Linked DNA regions of Homo sapiens: region 1 is linked to region 2. Evidence: chromatin loops called from intact Hi-C (ENCODE). Cell type or tissue: dorsolateral prefrontal cortex. All regions are shown on one strand.

Region 1 (2,500 bases), 250 kb after region 2:
CACAGGAGAGAGCAGGGACAAGGGGTGTGGAGACGGAGGCAGAGTCCTGTGGATACCATTTGGGCCTTGGATCCAGCCATGCCTGAAGCGATGCAGCCTCTGGCCTTTTCTATTACATGGCCTAATAATGATCCCTGTTTTGCTTAGGCCCAAATGAGAGTTTCTGACACCAGCATGATTATTATGACTCACATGGAGGGTGATTTCAGACCCACAGCAGGTTTCCCTGGAGGTGATAGTCTCAGATGGTCCGCTTTAGCATTCTGACAAACACACACGTGGGCCACAACTTCCCCACAGGCCATGAGAGGCAGAAACCCCTATGTGCCACAGGGTGCGAGGCCCGGCCACCTTCCCCATGGTCCCAGTGGGGACCTCCCAGCATATCTAGACAGGCTCCCCCAGGAAGGGACTCTCTGGGAAGATGACCCCTGGACCACCTATCACTGGGGTCTCAGTCCAACAGCCGGTGTGCACTGTGAGCTCTCTGGGACACACAAGTGTGCATGCAGTATGTGTGTGCAGGTCCTCGTGTGTACTTGTCAGAGGTCCAGTCAGGCAGCCACTCAACAAACATTTGCTCCACCCCTGCATGTGCCTAGGCCTGTACAGGCCTGGGAGTCCCAAGATGAGGAGTTCATGGTGCTGGTGCTCACAGACTTCAAAGGTGCATGTAGAAGCCAGACACCAAAGATACAATGAATGGCATGACAGCAATGAGGCGGCCCCGGCCCGGGCAGAGGAAGCAGAGCGGCCAGGAAAGGCCTCCTGAAGAGCGTACAGAACTGAGACTGGGATGAGACGGGGCTCTGCGGCACAGGGTGGATGGGTGGAGGCAACCAGGAGAGAGCAGACTGGATGCCAGGCCAGAGGCCAGACCACGAGGACTTGAATGCTGAGCACAGGTGTGACCCTGCAGGCCAGCAGCCACAGGGGCCTGGTGTCGGGAAGATGCCCTGGGGAGCTCTGAGGGGCAAGGCTGAGTGGGGGCCCATCTGCTATGTGCCAGTGCCTGGACTGGCATGCAAGAGTCCCAGCACATCCACGCACGTAGCACGTCCACGTGACAGCGTCCCAGGGCAAGGCCAAGGCAGAGCCACATGCATGCCCCTGCTGGCTGCACCTGACATCCAGGAGCTCCCGGAAGCATTCACCAGTGCCGATCAGTGCGTACTGAGACTCATCACAGACCTCGCTGTCCTGCCTTTAACAATGTTAATTTTCTTGGCAGGAGCTAAGTAGCCTAAAGCAGTGGATCCCATCCTGGCTGCACTCATGCAGGCTTCTCCTAAGAAAGCTTGAGCATGTACAACTACAGAGCTTCAAAGCCCTTCTAGCCCCTGCTCACCAGGAAGGGTCCAGCTCCTGCTTCCTCAGAGGCCCGCGTGGTGGCAGCAGTGGCTGCTGGCTATGTCCTCACAGACAGGCAATGGTCAGCAGCTCCTGGAGTGCGGAGGGAGGCACTGGTGGGAGCTGGTGGGCAATACCTCCCTGCCAAGCTCACGGCTGTCAGGCTCACTGCCCTAGACCTGCAACAGCTCCTCCCCTTCCCGGCCAGGGACCCTTTCCCCTGCCCTGGCCAGAAAGAGGCAGTGGCCAGGACCATGTCAGCCCCATTTCACCCATGGAGGCTGCTGGGGGAAGAGGGGCTCCTAAGCCACCAGAAAATTCCCAGGTGGGAGAAGAGAAGAGAAACCCAAGTTCTGGTGCACAAGCTTATACCGCCAGCACCTGGAGCCCGGGTGAGCTTCTATTTCTTCTGCACGACTTCTCCACTCACCCCCAACTACCCTCTCCCGCCCACACAGGCACACCTCAGGCATACAGAGGCATGGGGCCTCCAGAACTTTCCCACTCCAGCCAGTGAGTGTTGGAAACATCTCCAGCGTGGTTCTCCCCTTTGCACATGGCCTTGGAAGCCCTCATATAAATAGCCATTACCAGGGAGAGGCAGTGCCATCAGCTCTCATCTTTTCTTGCCAGAAAGATCTTCAGTGCAGAAGCTGACCAGGAGGGAAGGGCTAGCACAGGCAGACCTACAGGGGGCAGGACAGGGCTGCTATACATGCAGCTGTGCGACCCCAAGTGGTCCTGAGAAAGAACACCGGACAAGGAGCAGCAGCATGCAGAGGTTGCAGAGAGCAGAGTTCCCATGAGTCCCTCCATCCTGTTGCCCATCCAAGGACTTTTACTGAACACCTCCAACCAGCCACATACCAGGCTTGGCTCTGGGGACTTGGCAGTAAACAAGACAGACACTTCTCTGCCCTCACAAACCTGATGGCCCTCACAAATAAATTAATAACATCATTGCCGACGAGGACGCCTACAAAGAAGGAAAAGAACATTTTGGTAGAGTAATAGGGGCCCTACTTGGAGCCAAGGGGAGCTTCTCTGAGGAGGTAAGATCAGAGGCATAGCCAAAGGCCAAGAAGGGGCCCAGCATGCAAAGAGCCTTCCAGATAGTAGGAACAGCATGTGCAAAGGCCCCAGGGTAGAT
Region 2 (2,500 bases):
CCAATGTCATCCATAAAGGGTCACAGACCAAATGAAATGACTCTCATAAATTTCCCCACATCCCATCCATCAAGCCCTCCCTCTGTGACTCTCCCCTGGCAGAAGGGGCCTATGCTTTTCCTGAGCATGTGTGTCTGTGATCTCCTTAGACCAGAGGCCCAGCCATCTGTCCATCCTCAGGGTCCGACTGCTTCAGAGTCTGCAGACAGCAGCTTCTCTGGGGTCTCCATGCACAGGGGCCACTGGTGGCTGGGGGTGGCACAGGACAGCCCTCAGTGTTCCAGAGGCCCTGCATTGCAACTGGCTTCCAGATAACTGGGAGGGGTATCTGGGGCCAACTTCAGCACCCTCATGGGGCTGGGGCTCTAATATCATCAGTTATTTTGACTCCTCAGGGATGCTGGTGCAGGGAAGGAGGCCAGAGCCTGGTAACTAGCATGCAGGAAGGTGTGGGGGCAGCATAGCATGGGGAGAAGTGCATGAGCTTCAGGGCAAAGAGACCCTGACTCACCAAGTGACTCTGGGCAAATAACAGCCTCTCCATGCCTCAGCGCCTTATCTCTGAAGCCAAACTTAAAGCAGATCTGGCTTCAAAGGCTTATTGTGCAAAGTATTGTAATCACACACATAACTGAGCCTTGACTCTCCCAACAGCATGCAGGCTGTAGAATATAAGAGCCTCCAATTACCGAGCACTTCTTGTGTGCAGGACTGTATTTGAAACATGTCTCATATATCATCTCAATAAATTCTTAGCATAACCCTATTCAATCATTTAGTCAAATATCTACTGAGCATTTTTCTTAGGTGCTGGAGATATAGGATTAAAAAAAAAACAAATAAATGTCCTTGTGCTCTGGTGAAACTTACACTCCAGTGAGTGGAAGACAGAAACTAAACAAGATTAATCAATGAAATGTATAATAAGTTATACAGTCAGGAGTGTTAGGAAAGCAATAAAGCAGAGAGGAGGGAGAGAAAATGGCAAGCTGGGGGCTAAAGTTTTCACAGGTTGGTCAGAGAAGCCCTCATTGGGAAGGTGATGGGGACTGTTTGGATTATTGGTAATATTCACTCCCCTCCCTGTAGGTGGCGTATACTGCACAGCTTGACTTGCTGTAGCCAATGGGATGTTAACTGGCATAGCACAAGCAAAAGCTTGAAATGTGCACACGCAGGACGTGTCTTCTTGTGCTTGTGCCATGGCCAAAAGAGAGTGTCTCTTGGGTAGCTGCTGCTCTTCCAATCTTGGCCTTGCCGAGATGCTGGCAAACAGACCCACAGCTGGAAGCAGAGCCCACCAAGCCCAGCCTGGATGAGGCACCTCCACCAACCTGTAGGGTGCATGAGATGCTGGATTCCAGTGAGACTTGAGGCTGTTTGTTATGCACCATTAAATGGTCACTGGTGACTGATAGGGGGACTTTTGGGTAAAGACTTTAAGGAAGTGAGAGAGAAGGGGCTCGTGACTATCTGGAAGTCGATTTTTCCAAGCAGAGAGGAAAACAAGTATAGAGATCCATATGCAGGGGTCCACCTGGCATATTCATGGGACAGCAAGGTAGCCTGGGTGGCTGGAATAACAGATCCAGGAGAGGAGCAGCAGGAGGTGACATCAAAGAGAGGATGAATCAGGTAAGATGTTAGAGGTTGAATGACCGTATAATTTATCACCCTAACTAGGACTTGTTTTTTAAATCAAAGTGTAATTTACATAGCAAAATGCATTATTTTGAATGTATAATCTTATGAGTTTTATAAACTTAGACAGTAATGTAACCAACACCATAATCAAGATACGGAACAGCTCCATTGCCCACAGCAATTCCTTATGGCTCTTTGTAGTGAATCCTCCTATCCCTAGGCCTGGAAAACACCAATGAGTTTTCTGCCCCTATAGTTTTGCCAATCAGGAACATCACATAATTGAAATTATGGAGTATGAGGCCTCTTGAGTGCAGCTTCTGTCACTCAGCATATGCTTTTGAGAATTATCTCATGTTGCTGTATGTAACAGGAGTTTGTTCCTGGTTTGTTTTTCATTATTCCTTTTTTTTTTTTTTTTTGAGACAGAGTCTCACTCTGCTCTGTTACCCAGGCTAGAGTGCAGTGTGGTGCAATCATAGCTCACTGCAGCCTCAATCTCCTTGGCTCAAGAGATCCTCCCACCTAAGCCTTCTGAGTGGCTGGGACTACATGGCATGCACTATGCCTGGCTTGGCTAATTTTATTTTATTTATTTATTTTTTTGTAGAGACAGAGTCTCATTATGGGGCTCAGGCTGGTCTCAAACTCCCTTTTTAATGCTGAATAATATTCCATTGTATGGCTGTACCACAGTTTGTTATCCATTCACCAGCTGAAGGACATTGGGATGGTTTCCAGTTTGCGGTTATTACAACAAAGCCGCTATAAGCATTCACAAAGAGCAAACCAGGATGATTCTGAGAACGAATATTTCTTCTGGAACAAAAGGCATAAGTGGGGACCATCCCTCATA

What was found. Peaks named below come from ENCODE experiments on the same cell type or tissue, not always from the same donor. Only the 100,000 strongest peaks of a DNase experiment are listed, where the experiment ranks them.
Region 1: a loop joins it to region 2, with 2.0 times the contacts of the local background. A loop is called at or near these places in 2 of 110 quality-filtered maps.

What each region holds. Positions count from the first base shown.
Region 1 is chr10:86,347,616-86,350,115 of GRCh38, forward strand. The region is part of intron 2 of GRID1 (glutamate ionotropic receptor delta type subunit 1); the gene reads right to left. Among named protein-coding and RNA genes, the nearest start is that of GRID1, 18 kb to the right of the region's middle. In dorsolateral prefrontal cortex, a CTCF peak has its summit at 1,381; a DNase peak (open chromatin) is centred at 1,416; H3K27ac peaks cover 1,119 bases.
Region 2 is chr10:86,099,585-86,102,084 of GRCh38, forward strand. The region is part of intron 4 of GRID1 (glutamate ionotropic receptor delta type subunit 1); the gene reads right to left. Among named protein-coding and RNA genes, the nearest start is that of MIR346, 160 kb to the right of the region's middle. In dorsolateral prefrontal cortex, a CTCF peak has its summit at 1,077; no DNase peak of the experiment used is centred here.